2 separate regions of the Mus musculus genome follow, and region 2 is linked to region 1. The links are chromatin loops, found by intact Hi-C in ENCODE. Cell type or tissue: left cerebral cortex. All regions are shown on one strand. Links, peaks and the distances in the headings refer to the core of each region. The heading gives the core; the rest is flanking DNA. Region 1 overlaps Tiam1 (T cell lymphoma invasion and metastasis 1). Region 2 overlaps Tiam1 (T cell lymphoma invasion and metastasis 1).

Evidence for each region. Hi-C counts contacts between places; a loop is a spot of excess contacts. Peaks named below come from ENCODE experiments on the same cell type or tissue, not always from the same donor. Only the 100,000 strongest peaks of a DNase experiment are listed, where the experiment ranks them.
Region 2: it touches region 1 in a loop (2.5-fold over the local background); 2 of 42 quality-filtered maps call a loop at or near these places.

The regions. Positions count from the first base shown.
Region 1 is chr16:89,838,879-89,848,929 of GRCm38, forward strand. It overlaps Tiam1 (T cell lymphoma invasion and metastasis 1), which reads right to left. Exons shown (of 28, transcript NM_009384.3): 13 at 4,375-4,456. Among named protein-coding and RNA genes, the nearest start is that of Gm52239, 50 kb to the left of the region's middle. In left cerebral cortex, for the core only: a CTCF peak has its summit at 5,877 (motif pointing right); DNase peaks (open chromatin) are centred at 2,540 and 5,887.
Region 2 is chr16:89,916,927-89,926,977 of GRCm38, forward strand. The region is part of intron 2 of Tiam1 (T cell lymphoma invasion and metastasis 1); the gene reads right to left. Among named protein-coding and RNA genes, the nearest start is that of Tiam1, 39 kb to the right of the region's middle. In left cerebral cortex, for the core only: a CTCF peak has its summit at 5,719; DNase peaks (open chromatin) are centred at 3,732, 4,613, 5,166, 5,792 and 2 more places; H3K27ac peaks cover 1,499 bases.

The DNA of each region.
Region 1 (10,051 bases), core at 1,248-9,247:
GGAGCTCCATCAGCCTGAGCCCTGGAGGGAACTGTGAAATCCTGCACCAGGTACTTGGCTACACGACAGAGACATGAGAAACACTCAAGAACAGAGTAAACAAAAGGACCATGGGCACAACTTCCTTTCCAAAGACCATGCAAGGATGACGGGACTTTACACAGTATCCCACAGGACTAACGTGTAGCAACAGGGCCGAGAGGGGAGCCTCTCCCCGGAGCCTGCACCACAGTGCAACACAGGCACGGCATTGAGATCTGTGTAACTGTCTCCTACATCAACAAGTGTAAAGGGAAACACTACTTCTAGCTGAACGAAGAACGCGATGCTCTTACGGCCACTCAACAAAGGTTTTCAGTGCAACAGAAACACTCCAATCTCAGCGAACTTTAACAAAGGCCAAAATGATTGCCAACAGGAGCAGAAGGATTCAATATCAAACTAAGGTAGCCAACAATTAGGAGGCTGCCATTGTAAGAGCAGGAAGGTGTTATGAGTGATATGTGGCCTAGGGACCTAGAAAAGGAAGTAATTAAGACCATGGGAAGAGACTAGACCATCTGGTGATTTGATGAACTACCAGGAAATCCCTCATACTGACACCCATGGCCAAAGGAAATCCACAACATAATATGCAATGGAGAATTCAAAACTAGGCCCGGGATAAAATAGCTGCGTAAGTACAGACTCCACACCATGAGGATGACATCACAGCTAAAATACTAAGTATTTTAGTAAATAGTGTATTTACTAAATGTATATTCTATATTTTACATATACCATATGGTGCATGTGTATATACTACGACTACAACTACTACTAAAATACTAAGTGCTAAAATATCATCAGAAGTACCCTGGGACAAGGGAAAGCTAGAGTTGACCTGTGCACACTTCCCTCAGAGACAGCATAGGAATGGTTAGTCTAAATATTGTGTAACCTGAGCTAACTCTACAATAAGCCCTGAGTGCCACCTAAGGGGTGGGCTGGAGAGAGAAACTCCCAAGGGTTTGCTCTTTCTGTTTTATTTTGTTCTTTCTCTGTGTAGTCCTGGCTGTCCTTGAACTCGGAGATCCGCCTACCTCTGCCTCTTGTGTTCTGGGATTAAGAGCATGGGCTTACCACCGCCCGGCCCATCTGTTACTGTTTGAAAATTTATTCAGCCAGTTGAGCTATTAGATCATCTTTTGCACCCTAAAATAGAAAGCAGCACTTGATACTGTTGAGATGTCCTGTGTCAGTGTGTACTAAGAGCCTGCATATATGTGGGCTCATATAAAGGAAAGCTACCTCAGGCTGGTTTGGACTGGCTGGGTCTGCACGAGATGCCAAGGGAGTTTCTAAGGTCAGAGGCTATCGAACCATCCAGGATTTTTAGCAAGAGCTAAAATCACCTCAGAGACAAGCCTATGACTGAGTTCATCAAAGTTGGCAGACCCAAACTAAAGGGGGTGGGGAGGTGGCAGCGTCCTCTGGGCTTAGCTTACGAATGGCATGAGGAGGAGGCTGAATGTGATCATCTCTGCTTCCTAACTTGGAATAAACTGCACCAGCTTCCTCAGACCCCTGCAGCCAGGACTCCCCTCCCCCACCCTACCCCCTCTCCCATGATGGACCACACCCTCAAGCTGTGAGCTGAAATCCCTCTTCCCTTTGGGTTGCTTTTGCCAGAGTTATTTCCTAACAGCAACCAGAAAAGTAACTACAACAGGGACTATTCTTTCCTGCCAATGCGCTGCTGCCGACAAGAGCCCAAACACTGGCTTAGCTGAGGTCACCGTCATGCAGCAGGGTTTTCCAGAGTGAGGCTCAGGGACCGACACCAAGTGGTTGGGCCCCCCAACCCCTGAGAACCTCTTCCATCAGTTTGGTGCGGCCAAGCAATGGAGTGTGAGCTACGTGAAAGTACTGGTGGCCCCAAAGCTCAAACCGAGGCAAACCAAACAGCTTTGTGTCAACCTGAGCCCCTCAAACATCTCTGAAGCACACAGCGCCTGTACCCGTGCCCGTAGATAGCTTCACCCTCTGTGGCTATCATGCCCCATTCTCAACTCTAATCGTAAAACATTCTTGCAACTGTTCTCTATAATGACCCATTGCTGCTAGTCTCTCAATGTGTCCACCTGACATGTTAAACTTTATCAGGGGTTGGAGAGGCGGCTCAGTGGTTAAGAGCACTTGGCTACGTTTCCAGAGGATCCAGGTTCGGTTCTCAGTATGCACATGGTGGCTCACAATCATCTCTAATTGCAGTACCCTCTTCAGGCCTCCAATCGGTTGCACCGGGCATGCACATGGTACACAGATGAACACAGAGGCTAAATGCACACACGGATTTTTTTATTTATTATTGAACTTTATGATTGGTATGCCTGTGTAGAGAAAAAGAACGAACAGGGCATAGAGCTAGCTCTGTGCTATCTCTAACTTTAGGCCCTTGTGGAACATCTTATAATTCGTCCCCTGAGGAAAATGGAGGCGTGTGGGGTGTTTTGGTGCCAAGTGCCTGTTTCTAAGTTCCTCAGATCACTCAGTCGTAGACCAAGAGTCTCAGAGCGTGGGAACTCACTTTTCTAGATTCTCACTGGCTGACTCCCACTCGACAGACATTAAGTAGAAGCAGGGCCGGTGCTTGTTTATGCCAGTGCCACCAATTATGGCTTTCGTCACGGAGGCCACACTTCTGTTGCATATCAAGCCCTTTATAAACATTAATTCTCTGCCACTAAGGATGTCCTCCAGGCTTCCTGATATGTTTGGTTGGGGGCGGGGGAGGGTCAAACAGTAAACGGCGTGAAGGTATACCAGAAGTGGCCAGAGAGACAAAATTGGGTTCTATTCATTAGGCCACAATTCTCTAATGAGCGTTTTGAGACGATGATATTTGCCCACAGCAGGAGATGAGGAGGGAACATGATACCAGCTGCCTTGTGAGGGCTTTGGGGGTTTCCAAACACTTAAAAGGTTAACCACTGCATTCAGAGAAAGATCTCTAATACATGTGAGCAGTGGTCTTGACATTTCACCAGGAAATGTAAGCTCCAGCACACAGTAGGTCCACGCACATCAACACCTTTGTAAGTAGGTGACTCTGTGATTTGCTGAGAGCTGTCACTGTCTGTCACTGAGTAGGACCTGATTCACTGCTTCCTCCGTTTCCCCCCTGCAAAAAAGCCACAGGCTCATCTCCGGTGACAGCTGCCCCAGGCCTGGCTCTGGAGAAATGACAACAAATAACAGTCTGAGCCAGGAGAGTGTGAGAGGGAAATGGCAGCTGTGGGCTCTGGGCTCCAATGACCCTTACCTCTCCTAACATAGCACTCGCCAGATCCCCAGTTCCTGAGCTCAAGGGATAATTCCTTTACTGCTTAATCGAACAGCAGTCTAACGATATCAGTAATGATAGCAGAGTGTAGACAGCCATATAGGAAAGTATGACAGCAGGCAGGTCTGTGTGTATGGGGGGCAGGGGTTGTTTTGTTCGTTTGTTTGTTTGTTTGTTTTTGAAAGACCTGTACCACTACACATCAACAAAGCAAGTCCTTTTAACTTTCCTTGTGGAGAAAGGTAGAGAGGGCAACATAAGGAAATGGATATTTCCTTCATCGTCAGGCACAACAGAAAATAAAATAATCCATCCCCACTATGTCTTTCTTCTAAAAAAATTTATCTATCTCTCTATTCACTCCCAACCATTCCCCCACTCTGTGTGTGTGTGTGTGTGTGAGAGAGAGAGAGAGAGAGAGAGAGAGAGAGAGAGAGAGAGACTCAGAAGTGCAGACATCACAGAAGAGAGAGAGAGAGAAAGAGAGAGAGAAAGAGAGAGAGAAAGAGAGAGAGAGAAAGAGAGAGAGAGAGAGATCGAGAGAGAGAGACTCAGAAGTGCAGACACCACAGAAGAGAGAGAGAGAGAGAGAGAGAGAGAGAGAGAGAGAGACTCAGAACTGCAGATACCACAGAAGCCAGAAGAAGGTGCTGGATAGCCTGAAGCTGGTGTTCAAAGCAGCCGTAAGCCCCTCAAGGTGCTCGCATCCGATTTGGTTCCTCTAAGAGCAGCAAGTGCTCTAACCACTGAGTAATCTCTGTGGCCCCTCTGTCTGCCCCTTAGGACAGCAGAATCCCACTGATTCAAGTTAAGAGACTGAAGGCCAGAGGCTTTCCTCCCCATGCCCCCCATGCCCCCCATGCCCCCCATGCCCGGGTTGAGCGTCTCTCATAGCTCAGCTGCACTTCATGGCACAGGAGCCAGATGTGTGTTTAAAACAGGCCCCAAGGGCTTCTTATTGAATTGTAAATATGCTCAGTTCTGTTTACAGATGAAATGCTTTAACTGGAAACACAAACACCCAAGACCAAAGACAAATAAAAACCTACCGTAATTATCAGCGGCCGCGTCTGACTTCTCAATGTGGATATTCTGGGTGACTTTTGGACAGATTTCAATTTCTTTGTAAAGCTGCAAATCAGAGAGAGGGGGGCGAGTGAGGGGCCCATCGCAAATACGACAGATCAGCATTTTGTAAATTTGCTTTTTCATAATTGATACTTGAACAAAAATTCATGCTACATCAGTGTTTTTATTGAGTGAAAAACCTTCAGTTCTCAGCACCACGCTCAGCTAAGCTTAGAAAACCAGGCTGCTTCTAACCACGCTCTCTCCACATGCACATCACTCTATAGAGCACCCTAAATTCATCACAGACCTGAAACACAATGCCCCCATCATTAAACCCTCTAGTGCTGGGGCAGGGGACTCGTCAAAATCAAAAGGAGGTTATAAATATGCTGAGTGAAGGCCTGCACAGTACTAGACATCTCTGCCTGTTCACACAGCACTTCCACAGGAGGAAATCCACAGCAGGATCAACTGGTAGATACAGACTGTCTGTGTGATGAGATTCTCGGTTAGCCACTCAACTATACAAAATCATAAAGAAAAGTAAGTACACAAATCAACCAACCATCTATAAACCCAACATAGTCTAGAATGTGTTTCTGTATAAATGCAAGATTAAAGTATTATATAGCTCGCGCATCAGAAAATGTTTAAATCAACTGACAGTGCAGTTCCATATATCTGGAGCTAACTCACAAGACATGAATTTCAACTGTGTGCCTTATCATTCCATCCTGGGACAATTACAACGTCCATTTCACAAACAGGGCGCTAAGGCTGGTGAGAAAGTATTCTAACATGTTTGTAAAGCCAGGGTGGGCTGGGCAGGGTCTAAATGCAGTCTTGCAAGCCCCAGAGATATGGCTCTCTCTGTGTCCCACCATGGTGACTCCCAGCCCAGTGTGAAACCCAAAGAGGCCTGAGGTTAGGAGGATGAGCCTTCTTAGGTAAAAAACCTATAGCTGAAATCCAAATTTGAAGACAAATGCAAACTCTTACTGATCTGGAAATGAAAATAAATCTCAAGCCATAGAATTTGATAGGTACTGCATCCTGAGTCACTGAAGCGGACCTCGGTGACGTCTACCCCTGCCCCATCTCTTCAGGATGTCATTTTATACAGTCAAGAAGAAAGCACGGGTCTTTTTTTTTTAATGGTATACTATGACACAATGTGATAGGGGTTAGAGCTAGGAACACTGGCCGTACAGCCTGGGTGTCCGGGGGCATAATTCAATATGATTTTATTTAGACACTTCAGTTCACAAAATTAAATTCTCCAATTAGAGGACTTCAGTGATTTAAAGATCAGAAAATATAGCCACTACAATTACAAATACGGAATTATTTAAAGAAAGCTGACAAGACATGGCAGGACAAGCACCATGCTCACTCAATACCACAGTGTTCATCTCTGCTGGGGTTGAGCCCTGCTCATTTATTTTTAAATATGTGTAGCAGCCAGTCCTTCCCACTAGGTGACAGCATAGACCCGTTAGTTCTGACCATCTCTGCAGAGAGCCAGTGGGATACTTTGCTCAGAATTTCTGCTCTCCACTGTGTCCACTGTCTCGGTGTCACATAAGCCAGCCTCGGGGCCACACGCTCACTCTTGTGCTGACTGAGACTCAGGCCAGGTTAAGGAAAAAAAAAAAAAGTAAAAAAATACAGGAAACTTCTGTGTCTTAAAATGTGTTTTCTGAAACCACAGGATCTGGGCTAGGGAATTTGAAAGCTGGCCACCTTATGCACAGGCAAGTGGCACACATATTGAAGTTCCACGTTTAAAGTACTATTGAAGCACCTCCCCCAGGCCCCAGAGGGGAAACATCATAAGTTTTTAACACTGCTCTAACCACATGCTGTTAGTCCTGTCTCCCCGTCTCCCCTGACCATGCCAGCCTAAGCCACAAAGGCCTCTTAGCCACAGTACCCTAGCCAGCAGGGAGTCGTCCCGTGTCCTAGAGTGCGCTTGGCATACACCAACCTCAAGGAGCCTGTTACAATAGAGGCCAGCTGTTGCCATTACTAGGTAACTCACAGGACTGGTTTCAGGATCTCCAGGACCCCAGAATCTCCAAACCCATGGGTGCTCAACTCTCTTATGGGAAACAGTGTGGTATTTGCATAAAAGCTATGTCACACAGGCTTTGAATTGTCTTTAGATTGCACTTGATACCTACCTAATACAACACAAATGATAGGCAGATTGTCTTCATTTTGTATTGCGTGAGAAGTTAAGAACTGAGACACACACACACTCTCTCTCTCTCTCTCTCTTTCAAATTTTATCAATGGCGTCGCTTACTGAGCCTAGAGTTCGCCAATTCAGCCAGGCTGGCCAGCCAGCCAGGTCTGAGGCTCCCGCTGTCTCTGCCTCCTGCACTGGGATTAGAGGTGCCTGGCTCTGTACCACCGTTTACAGGGGTACCGGAGTCTAGAGCTCAGGCTTCTGTGGCAGGAATGTTACCAACTGACCTTTCTCCCCAGACCCATGTCACACCTTCTTGAAACACTTTTCTGTAAAACACGTGAGACTCACATCTTGTTCTCCTCACCCCCAGACTCACCTCACACCTCAGCATGCCAGCACCGTGCCTCTCTCCCTAACTTCTTGCTTCTCCAAGCCTGAAAACCTGCTGCCAGTGACAGGTTTTTACATGTATTTCTGCGAACCTGAATAGAGGCTCCTCCAGAAACAGGACCCCCCCCCCCCCACCTCTGGCACATACCCTGTGAGGATCAGAGATTATTCTTGGCACAGAAACGCTAAGTAAATATTTGCGAGATGAATGAATAAATAAATTAATCAATTTTGGCTGCACATTTTATTCCCCTGTCACTTTAATAAGATCTCATTTAGTGTGAAATCTGGAAAGCTATTGTCTCTACAGACTAAACCCCAGGTCTGTGGCCATTCCATGGACTGTTTCCAACAACTATCTAGTCAGGAAGAAATAGCCAAATGGGTATCATTTACATTAATATAATCAGCAAAGCAGGCAGACAATGACTATTGGTAGATATTCAGAGAACTCCCTTCTCACTCACACAAATGAATACTCATTACTCTCCAAGATCTTCCAAGTCCAGGACTCACTTTCTGCTATCGATGGGACAGAATTAAGTATCTGGGGTTGGGGTGGGAGTCATATATGAGGGCATGGCTGGAGACACCTGCAGGTTCCTGCAGAGCAGTGCCCCAGCATGCAGGGAGGTAGCAGGGCTTATTAATATCGTGTAGCCTGCTGCTTGCTCAGAAACGAGCAAGAAAACAAATATGCTCTCAGAAAGCACTCTGTGCCCAGACAGGCCCTGCCTTAGCATGACCCCACACCCCGAGGAATGCTCTAAAGCAGGGCTGCAGAACAGGGACCCCTGAGATGATTCTAGGGGCCTGTGAACTCAGAACAGAAAGCAAAAGATACCCAGAACATTTACGGAAGACGGCCCAGCATCTTCTCTGACCGTGGGTGCACGTAGGCAACCCGGACCACAACACTACGAGTGCCCGTGGCTTCCTCATGAGTACTAAAGCCATCTCAGTAGCAAATCCCAGTTGCTATTAATACCTCTGGATATTAGTTATACTTGCCACTATTTCTGAGCAGCAGTAGCTACTACATCCACTGTTAAGTTTTATAATTTCGTGAGCTCATAACATGTTACCTATCATTTAAAATTGAGTTTTGCTAAGCATCTTGCTATGACTAAGCCATGGGAAGGTCTGTCTGTATGTCCTGTCTCACGTGACTGTAAGCATTACTCTGGGAAGGGGTCAAGAAGCTTCGTCAGGCACGAAAGCCGCCCAGAACGCAAGAAGCTTAGAGAGCCTGGTAAGATGGAGGTGCTGACGTAAGCACGACCCTGGTCACTGCTTCCCTGGGGATCTCTGGGCCAGAGACCACTGCAAAGGGTGAGAGAAAGCACAGTGGTCCCTTTGTACCTACGGGTTGTTCCCCTTAACTATAGCACATACATAATAACAATTATAGACCTGAACAGGCTGAGCTGGGCTCACCAGCACTCCATCGTCATCACTGGATAAAGCCACACCGTATCCATAGCTTAAATATGATATGTGACTAGGGGAGGGTTGGAGGGTTGGCTCAATGGTTAAGATCACTCGATACTTTTGAAGAGGACCCAGTTCAATTCCCAGCACACACAGGGCGGCTCCCAACTGTCTGTGACTCCAGTCTTATTCATACACATAAGATAGTAAAATAAATAAATCTAAAAAAAGTTTGTTCATAACAATAGTATATGACTAATAAACATTTTAAAGCCATGGCCTGATTAGCACACGTGCCTGGTATCTACAGGACCAGATTAGCACACATGCCTGACATGTATAGGACCCGAGTAGTATACATTCCTGGTATATACAGGACCTGATTAGCACACATGCCTGTTATATACAAGAAATAGAAGCTTGTTGCCTATGAGCCCTGCAATTTACTGTTTGTAAAATTCACAAATTATAAGGCATAAACTAAACTATCTTCTTGCAGCGTAATCAGCCTGACCTCTCTGACTTTTTTGATCATGAAACTCCAAGTTATTCACCGAGATGAGATGAAACTGTAGCCCAGGCTAGCCCCAAGCTTTATCTCTCAATCCTCTTGCCTAAGTCTCCCAGTGTAGGAATTTTAGATGTTTACCACACTACGCATGGGATTTTTTTTTTTCTTCCAAGAAACATCTTGCTGTGTTGTTCTCCAAGCTAACCTTGAACTCCTAGAGGTCATGCAACTCTTCTGCCTCAGCCCCCTGAGCAGCTAGGGCTACAGATGAGGACTGTAGTGCTGAGCTAAGGCTTTTCTTCTTTGGCATGGAAAGGACTCCTTGAGTATGTTCACAGAACACAAACAACTGGCTATTTAATTCTCAGAAGGAACACCTTGGCTCCTGGCTGTTAATGAGACCAGCTCCATCTCCATCAACACAGTCAACAGTGGCTTAAAGAGTCGAGAGGTCATTTATGTCCTTTTCCCTTTGCAATATTTATGTATATGAGTGTTTTGCCTGCAGGCACATTTATGCACCATGTGTGTGCAGTGACTACAGAGGCCAGAAGAGGGCATCAGATAGCCCAGAATTACAATTGTGGATGGTGGTGAGCCGCCATGTGGGCACTGAGAACCTTAAGCTGGTTCCTCTGCAGGAGCCGTCCTTTTCTTAGTCACAGAACCATCCCCCCACCAGGCCCACTTTCATCCTCTTCCAACATATAACATGATCAGACTGCCACAAGAGAAAAATCCATATTTCCTCAAAAAAAAAATATAATACTTTAGAGATCTGGGGTGACCTTTTCGGCTGGCAGAAACACTCCAAATCATAACTCTTCCAGTGGAAACAACCACTTGTATCTGTTATGCGCTTACGGTTGTCGAGAGTTTCCTAATAGAAGAAGTATAGCTCAAGAAGTTGATTTAAAATGCCACTCCCTATGACATTCTGCACTGTGGTTCCTCTTTCCAAAAGGAACCTCTGAGCTGTACTTCCAGTTCTGCTTTCTGTGGGGAGTCACTCCCCTGTTTCTATCCCCAGCTCCACGACAAGCAGCTCTGTGTCCCCCAGAAAGATGACTAAGAACCGAGAAGCCAGAACATTCCCCAAGAGAGGCCCTTGGTCCCCAAACCACTGTTT
Region 2 (10,051 bases), core at 1,136-9,135, 78 kb after region 1:
GACAAGGAGGAAGAAAAGCTGGCTACGAAGTCCCAAGTAACTCCAGCCCAAACTTTCTCACCAGTCTTTCTAAAATTAAGAGGGTAGCATGGTCTGGAAGTTTCTGTGTCCCACATTTCCGGTGGAGCCCCCGCCCCGTCCCCCGCCCCGCCCCGCCCTCTAAGGATAAACTCCCTGAGAACTTCTCTTTTCCATCAGCAGGTGGGTGAGAATGAGAAAAGAGCATCAGTATTGCCAGGTGGACCCCCGAACACCTAGAAGCAAGAAGTGATCAAACCTCACTTTAAAAGTGGCTGTGACACTGGTTTGTCTGAGTAATGTCTCATGTTCGTCACAGCCAAGTTACAAACTGAGGGGGTTGGGGGTGGGGGTGGGAGATCACACGATGTAGTCACAAGCTGAAAATTTAAACGTAAAAGGAAAGCAGCTACAAAATAAAATAAAAACCGCGGCAGAACACAGCCACGCCCACTACGCCAAGTCAGAGACCAACCAGCCTCTTCCACGATAAAGGGAGTTCTGGGAAGGGTCCGAAACACATCAAAGCTCCTGCAGAAAAACCAGTACACAGAATCATATGGAAAATCTGTGTCTCCTGTGACAGCTACTGGCTCAAAAAGCTGACATTTATTGCCAAGTAATAACAGGACCACACAGCGAGCGAGGCCGATGCCAGGCCTGGCTTAGGAGAATCGGCGCTCAGCAGCCCCCACGGCAGTGATACAGAAGGCACACCATGTACATCCTACTCAATAAAACTCCTAAGCAAGCCCGCCCCAATCGGTACCAGCGTGTGTTACCGCGTCCTGATTCCACACCTGAGATACTGTTCTAATATACTATGCACATTCTCAGGATGCGAAAACCAACGGGAAATCCTTAGAGTTGTAAACACAAACGCAAAACTGAGTGTGTGCGTGTGTGCACACACGAGCATGCAATGTGTATACTTCGTGCCATGGAGGTCAGAAGAGGCCATCAGACCTCTAGGGTAGTTAGTTATGTTAAGGGACAGTTCTGAGCCTTAAGTTCTGTTTTCTTACTTACTGGGGAGCTTTTCATTCTCAGAGGGAAGGTCTAAACTTTATATGTACACTTAAGAGGAAGCAGCATCAGAGAAAGGCCAGCTCTCCCTGATCCTAAGGTTCTGAACACACTACCTTTCCTGGGGATAGGCACTGAAAACCTAAGGTTTCTGAAAAACCCCGGCTCTCACCGGGGACCATTAAATCGTGTATGTGTGTTCACATCAAATATAGTGATAAATATCTGATCTCTGGTAGGTAATAAAACAATCTCCTATGCAGACAGTAGAAACACAACAGAAAGACCCGTGTCTGCCTGCCTACCACACAACATGGGCTTCATGACCAGTCTGGAGGTGACAGGCTGAAAGCCTGCTTCTAGGCACACTGCATTTTACTGTGTGGCTAATTTCAGATGTGTTTTAGGGGGAAGTAATTAAGAAATTTCAGCCATCGATCTAGAAAAATAAAGGTTAACAACAGTGAACAACAGAAAATAATTTTAAAAAAAAATCACTTCCAGAAGAAAAAGTTTGTTGATATAAGCAGAATTTCTATCCTCAGAGTTGGGCGTCTGGGGCTGTGCAGTGCTCATCTTCCACAGAAAAATCCCGTCTCAGGAAGCCATTACTAACAGAAGGAAGTCTCCTCGCCCCGTGTGGCCGCAGCCTCAGGTGGCACCTGGCTCGGCTGATCTGCATCCCTCCAAACTATGCCTCCCTTCCTTAGGACTGCAGGCTTCTCCATGGTTGTTCCCCTTTCTCCAGCCCTGCGCTCTGCCCTTCTTCCCCCACCAACTCAATAGAGGGTACTCTTCTCTCTCTGAGACTGGCCTCGGACCTTCAGACTCCCAGCTACCTGTCTCCAGCAGGTCCCTCCTTCTCTCCTGTGGAACACCTCATGGGAGCTCCTGCTGGTGTTTCTAAGCACACACACCACAGATCGTTAGGAACGCCCATACTCAAAATTCTGCTGAGCAAGGCGACTTGTAAAGGCAAGCAGACTTCTGGGTTCAGAAACGGGGGCGAGACGCCATTTGATGAAGCCCTTTCCCTCACAGGTCTAACTGAAGCGGACTCGGGGCTACACGCTGAAAGCACACTCCCTTGGTACTTTGCGGGAGTTTCCTGGGAGCTCGCATCTGTCTTTCCTCCTCCTCCTTCCCCAGCCCCTGCTTCTCCCACAAGGTCCTTGAGCTACCCGCTCCGTATCTACCCCATCCCTTCTGCTCCTATCCCACCCTGAGCCCCCTAGCTTTAATCTCTATTACTCTCCTGTCCCATCGACCTCACCACGTATAAACTGAACTAATGCCATTCGAGACAAGGTTACACATGCAGCCGCTTCAGTCCCTGCCCCACCAGCTAGGATGCAAATGTTTCTTGCACAAGCAGCAGAGGGGAGACTTCTGAGGACACACTCACAGATTTCTCCGGGAGCTCATGGAGAGAAGAGTGGAGGGATGGATACTGGAATAAAACTTTAAATATACGTGAGTTTTTTGAAAGAAGGAATGCCTATCTTTCCTCCAAATAAAATGCATGTAGAGTAGTGGGATGTTACAATGTTCACATGTTACAATACAGAGTTTGATTGACAGCGCTGCAAGGCTCTGATCTACCGAGATGTCTCCAGCCCCTTTTCTCCTCTAGAGTCCCATAATTATCAATTATTTGATTATTTATCTTAATCCTCTCTTCTGATCAGGTCTGGTGGCTTACATTACACCTGTAGTCCCAACTCTTGGGAGATGGAGTCAGGAGGATGGCAAATTCAAGGCCAAACTGAGTTACAACATTGCGAAAAGTGCTGGGGTCAAGTCCTAGCAACTCATGAAGTGGACATGGGCGGTAGAGGCAAAAGGATCAGAAATTCTGTGTCACCCTGAGCTACAAATCAAGTTCAAGGCTATCCCGGGCTACATTAGAGCTTATCTTTAAATTGTGTGTGTGTGTGTGTGTGTGTGTGTGTGTGTGTGTGTTTGTGTGTGTGTGTGTGTGTTAGGATTACAAGTTCTGTGAGGGAATAGCTCACTACTTTCTGTCATAGTGGTCAACGGGACATGTCCACTTATATTACATATACCCGTAATACCCCACTACTGTCCACACAAGCCAAGGATGGGAACTACTGATTTGACCAAACAACCAGACACCAGAGTCAATAAGCCGACAAGCAACTGACTTTCCTTTTCTCCATGGCATGAGGGACAGCGTCAGTATCTGCCAAATGAAGACATTCTAAGCAGTCTGTCCCCATAGAGTGTTCACAGTGAGTAGCTGGCTGGTGCTTCTTGTACTCAAGGGAGCTTGTCATCCTGGGTTGCTGGGATCCCAGGTTTCTACTCAAGCCAACACCTTCCAGCTCTTTCTCAGGATGGTGGAAAACAGCACTGGGGGCCGGAAGCACAGACTCGGAGCACACAGTTGGGCACTTGGCACCTCAGTGCCCTTCGCGTGACCCTTCACCCAGCTGCCCTATGACACACGTGCAAGCTGCGGAGGCCATGGTTCCCTGAGCTCCAGGCTGGCGGTACTTGATGCCAGCCTTGAAATCGCTAACCTCTCCCACTCGTGATCCAAGACTTCAAGTGCACAGCGGGGAGAGTGTGTGGGGGTGTCCCCAGCAAGTCCTCAATTCCAACCCAGCTGGGGCTGGGAGTTGAGCCTGAAAGCCCATCCACGGGGAGGAGGGTCGGGCTGATTGTTCAACCCCCTCCTACACCCTGCTCATGACTAATGCACCATGCTGAGAAAGCATTTCCTCCCAGCTAGGAAGAACTGACAAGTCCCCATTTAAACCAAACCAGTCCTGAGAAGGCTGGGGAGGAGGGGGGTGCCCTCCATGGCCTAAGCATAGCCCTTTCTGAAAATGCCCACCTTCGGAGAACACAGGCTAAGCACTCGGGCTTAAGACTGCCTCCTAACACTGCTTTTCCATGTGCCACATGAAGGAACACACACCACAGGTGGGTAAGCCATGTTCCTTTTCTTGAGAGCTGAGAGAACTTGTTAACTGGGTACAAACCAGCCAACCTCTCTGTGGCTTCAGATTCTTTGAAATACAATGGAGTGCCTCTAACCATTAGGCTCCACAGCCCAGTGGGTGTGGTGTAGCGAGTATCTCAGGAAATCAGTTATGGTTTATGCTTTGGAGGCTCTAGTCTGTGGTCTGCTGGTGAGGGGGCTCCTGCTGGATGCAAAGTCACTCCACAGACAGAGAGTGGAAAGAGAGATGAAACAGGGAAAAGACGAGGTCCCCAAATCCTCACAAGACACAGCCCATAATCTTTCCACCGGTGCCCGTAACCTTAAAAGGTTCCCAAAAGTGACAGGCTGGAGATTAAGCCTTAGAATAGGGGCTTTTGAGAGAGACTCCAACTGGCATGTAAGGGGGAGGGGGCGCATGCTGTACATAATCAATGTAGGGATTTGTTTTTCCAGTAGTGATTTTCCACTCAAAATAGCATCCATGAGGAGAAGGAGGGGATTAATCAAGTGTATTCACTAAACAGAGCCTGGTGATCAAAATAACAGCAGCCTCCTGCTTCTGCGATGCCGCGTTCCCGCAAGCGCAGGGAGGCTGGGCTGGGGGAGGCCTGAGCCAATGCTGGCGCCTGGGTGCCAGCTCCGGAGCCTCCTGTTTGGATCTGTTTCTCTCCCTGTCCTCACACTTGCAGGAACAATGTACCATCTGTGCCGTGCCACCCAGCTCAGTTCCGTTTCCCATGAAGGTAAATAAGACCCTGATGTCATTCTCCGTCTTAAAAAGTCCCTTCGACGACTGTTCTCAGGCCGCGGTCTTCACTCAACTCAACCCAATCCCACTCCGATCCCAACTCGATCTGCCTGCTCCGTCCACGGAGGGAGGAGCGATCTGCCTGCTCCGTCCACGGAGGGAGGAGCGGGGCGGTTCAGTAGGTAAAGGGGCTTGCCACAAAGCCAGGCGAGCTCCATCTTCGGGATCTCTAGAGTGAAAGGAGAGAACTCTACCACCGATGGGGGAGAAAAATGCAAAACCTTAAATCCCTGCCTGCATACACACCACGCATGTGTTACACACCACGCATGTGTTACACAACATGCCAATATTGCCTCGAGGTGCATTTTAACACAAAACAAAGCATTATCTATGTGTCAATGGCAGCCTTGATGTTCAAAACCAGCTTCGGTTCCAACTGAAGCTGGAACAGACCCTCGCTTACGTCTCCTACACTCCACGGGGCTGAGGAGGTGGCTCTGTGGTACAGCGTTCACTGCACAAGCCCGAGGACCTGAGTGTGGACCTCCCAGTACCCACAGGGAAGCTAGAAATGGCAGCATGGCCGTGTAATCCTAGCAGTGAGGAGACACAAACAAGAGGATCCCTGGGGCTGGCCAGCCAGGCTAGATGAGTTGTAAGTTCCAAGTTCAACGATACATACTGTCTCTAAGGAAGAGGTTAAAAGCAATAATCAGGGAAGACATGTGATACTGACTTCTGGCCTACACCGCGCACACACACACACACACACACACACACACACACACACACACACACTGGTACCCTGATAGCCCTGCTCCAGCTCATACTAATGACACAGAGTAACAACACTTGGTGGGTTGTGCAGTCTCATCCAGCGCAATGCCATGTGCTAAAAGTACCGTGCCGGGATCAGTGAGCCAAGAAAAGGAACAGAGCGCCATCTCTGTTCACTGTGTGTAAAGACAGGGCAGACGCCTGAAGGCACTGTGTGCTACAGAAAGTGGAATGGCGGATGTAAAGGTGGCGAGGGGAAGTGGGGACCAGAAGGAAGGTTGTGCAGCGATGTTTAGAGGTCAGCCTAAGAAAGTGAGACAGCCCTGGAGTTGGATGGCCAGGCTTATGTAAACAGGAATGCACTTAACAGCATGGAGCCATATGTGTATGTAAATGGTTACTACAGACAGCTGTATGCTGTGAATATCACAGGAGAGTAAAAATAGCTAGAGAACATGAATAAAATATGCAAGGTGCTTCATAATTTAAGAAGTGTGTGTATATGTGTGTGAACAATTATATGCACATATACACGCATAAACATAAACAAACAAACACACACACACACACACATGATCAGTTAATCACCATAGCAACCTGGGACCAGGTAAGCGCTTCACACCTACCCCACTTACAGGCATGAAGGTATACCTGCTGTCTGGGGACACAGGAGTGGCTCACTTGTCTTTGGATCCAGGCCCACGTCCTTCAGCTTCTGATATGGTCATTTATCTGCACAGAAGGGCTTACCAGGGCTTCCAGAGAGACACTGCCTATGGTCAAAGTTAAGCTCTTCAAACCCAGCAGGCGACAAGAGGAGACTCAGACCCCTTCCACGCCCCCCAACCCCCACTGACTTTCTTCATCTTAAAGACTTTTTTAGAACATACTGACATGCAGCCGAAAGTGAGTGTTTCATTGCTTCCCACTGTGGGAAACAACCTTTAACAAAATGGGCCTGCTCATAGTACGCCTCCCTGCCTTAATCAAGCTCTCAAGCTGGCTGCCTCGCTGGCTGTTCCAAGCACTGATGTCACTGCCAGAGACACCCTCACCTGGGAATCTTCCTGCTCCAAGGTTCTATCTCTTCTCATCCGAATCTTCTCCATCAGCCATAAAAGCACCACGCAGGCCGTGAGGAAGATGGCAGTGACATCTGAGGAGTTTGTCCTTGGCTCCAGCTCCACTTACTCACGGGATAAACCGAATGGCAGACTCCCAGGAGGGAGGCAAGGAGAAGAAGGGATGGGGTGGGTGCCTTGAAAAGGAGTGCTATGGAGACCTCTATCATCCCAAGTCCTTTGTCACCACCCAGGTAAAAAGGGGGCAGAGAGAGAGAGAAAGAGAGAGAGAGAGAGAGAGAGAGAGAGAGAGAGAGAGATACCTCACCGTGTCTCACACATGTATTGAGGAATAAGGCAGAGTCAACAGCACGGGACACACAGGTTCCAGCAGCAACGATTCCTCCTGCTCGCACTAACACACAGCCGCAAGAGTTCCCTCCCATTAGGTATGTTTGTAAATCTTTCCTTGCGTGGATGCAGATTAAACCCAGGGCCTTATATGCACTATCGGAAGAGACGGAGCACTAAATGACATCACCGGTCCCTCAGTAATTAAGGGGGGAGGGGATCATCAATGGCTGTGAACCAAAATTTCTAATTACGGGTCTATTATTTTGCTTTGTCTTTAACATAATGCATCCAAGATTCTTGAAGACACACCAGTGAACTGTTCGAAAATACTTTGGGATGTGATATGCATATTTAAATCTTTAAAAGACTTTAATATCTCTTTCTGGGACTCAGTTAAAAAAAATGCACCTTCTCCAAGACCTCTTGGGATGAGGGAAATCACAGCCCTGTTTCTAGGTAGTAAGTCTGGCCTGGCATCCACTCCACCACCCTGTTCTGGCATGAGAGGTCTGGGACACCGGCATGAGACTTAGCTGCTGCCACCGGCCCAGGCTTCCATGAGACAAATGGAAGGCCTGGCAGCTGTTATTTCTTGTTGGGGCGCAGCGCAGCGCTGTTTGTTACGTATGTCCCATTTATAATGAGAGTCGGTCAGCTTCTTTTTGTTTGAACTTGACACAATGGGAAAAGCCCTTAGGGGTTAATTATTAATCTCCAAATGAAATCTGAAACAGATAATGAACGGGTCTTGGGCAATGGGAAAGACACCCAGCAACATGTGTCAAAACCAGGACCTGTTCCCAGGCTCTCAAGCTCAAGTGCATCACCACAGCCGTGAGCTGCAAGGCGGAGAGGAGGGGCTTGGCCCACGGCCCAGGGATTCTACGCCTGCTACTTCATACCCAAGCAACGGGAGAGAGTTTCTTCATCCTGCCAAGCCTCGGTCCCCTCTATGATAAAATGGGGACAGAGTGAGTAAGAGAAGAGCCAGGGAAGAGCACACTGGGCAGGCAGGACCTGAGCCTTGGCGGTCAGTGGCACTGGAGAGGAAGCTGGGTTTTCCTGGCATTATCGGGCAGCAGAGGCTCGGGTGTTTGAGCCATGCTTCAAGCATGAAAAGTGCTCTCTGCAATCCACACCTGAATTCATCCTCCCCTTGCTCCTTGTGGCCGTCGCTGAACGCACAGGGCCCCCTGACAAGGATGGCAAAGACAGACACCTGACAATTACAGGACGAGCAACGTCCTCCGTGATGATCCACGACGGCCCACATACACGGCTCTGCGAGAGGAGCCGCCAGCTCTTCAAGGGAGGTCTCTACAGTCCCATCTTCACTTAATATTTTGCAAACTGTTGTTGCCTAAAAGTAGCTGTTGATGGCTTATCTTCCAAATAAGAAACAAAATTGTCGTATCTTGGAACGAATACAGCCAGCGGAAGATATTATTACTGCCCAAGAACTTGTCGGGAAAGGAGCGAGACAGTTCATGGAAAAGCACACGCCAAGTGCGCCTGAGGACCTGAGTTCAAATCCCAGAAAAAAACATGTCGTGAGAATCTATAATTCCAGCACTCTTGGGAGTGCTGAAGAAGAGGAGAGGCAGAAAATGGGGAGAACCCAGAAGCTAAGGATTAGCTAGCCTCATGTACATACCAGAAAACCCCAAAGTGTGCTTCTATCAAGGTAGATGGCCAGAAGAAAGGACCTTCACACATGCTATAGCATACATTCACCTGGGCTTACTCACAAACATATGTAGTATGCACACATATACATAAAGGGCTTGTCGGAGAGATATAAAGCGAATCAGATTTGTTAAACACAAATATTTCTATATACATGTATGAGTCATAATTATATTAACATGCAATTTTAGGGGCTGGAGAGATGGCTCAGTGTTTAAAAGGAATTGCTGCTCTTGCTCCCAAGTTCATATGCTAGCACCTGAGTCAAGTGACTCACAGCTGCCAATAACTCCAGCTCCAGGGACCTGTCATCGACCCTTCCCACACCCCCCTACACATAGCACGCCCACTTATGCACAGTGCGCACACACACACACACACAGCACACACACACATACACACAGCACATACATATACATGGCACACACACATGCATGCATAGACACACATACACACACACACATACACACAGCACATATATATATACTTGGCACACACACACATGCACACAGCACACACATACACACACAATACATACATACACACAGCACATACATACACACGGCATGCACACATACACAGAAACAAACAAATAAGACTTAATACAATTTTGTAGTGTTTACATCTAAAACCTTACACTTTTAAGGGACAAAATCAAATTCTAAGGGACCTCAGGGTAAGCAGACGCCGCTGGTGAAATGGATTTGCTGTTGAGCTGACTCAGAGAGCCAATATCCAAAATCAGGCTCTTTGTAGGCACTACCCCACCCTGCCCCAGTTATGCATGAAGTGACAGACAGAACGGACCTGAATGGGGAATTTCAAAGCGATCTTGAACTAGGAGTAAAATGACAGGATGTCATCAGTTCTGGTGAGCAATCACAACAGCTATTATACCAGAGACACTGTGTGCCAACTGCCTAGACCTGGGGAGGGAGGGGCACGTACCAACTCCAAGGCAAAGATCACTGTCATGGGTCAGTCTGGAAGGACCCAGAATACATGTCCAGGCCTGGGAGCCCACAGTATGTTTACATAGGGCCTAGTTTACAGGAGCCAGATTATTAAAGAGTTAAAATTATGCCTCAAAAACCCTGGGTTCTATTTGTCTTTCTTTTCTACCTTTCTTTTCTTTTTCTTTTTTCTTTTTTTGGGGGGGCAGGGGGTGTTTTTTTTGAGACAGGGTTTCTCTGTGTAGTCCTGGCTGTCCTGGCACTCACTTTGTAGACCAGGCTGGCCTCGAACTCAGAAATCTGCCTGCCTCTGCCTCCCGAGTGCTGGGATTAAAGGCGTGAGCCACCACCGCCCGACTTTTCTACCTTTCTTTAAGCCATCCCTGTAGCTGTGGGACAGAGGGAGGATACTGTATATGGACACTGTTGGGACTGCACTGCAGAGAGATGGAGC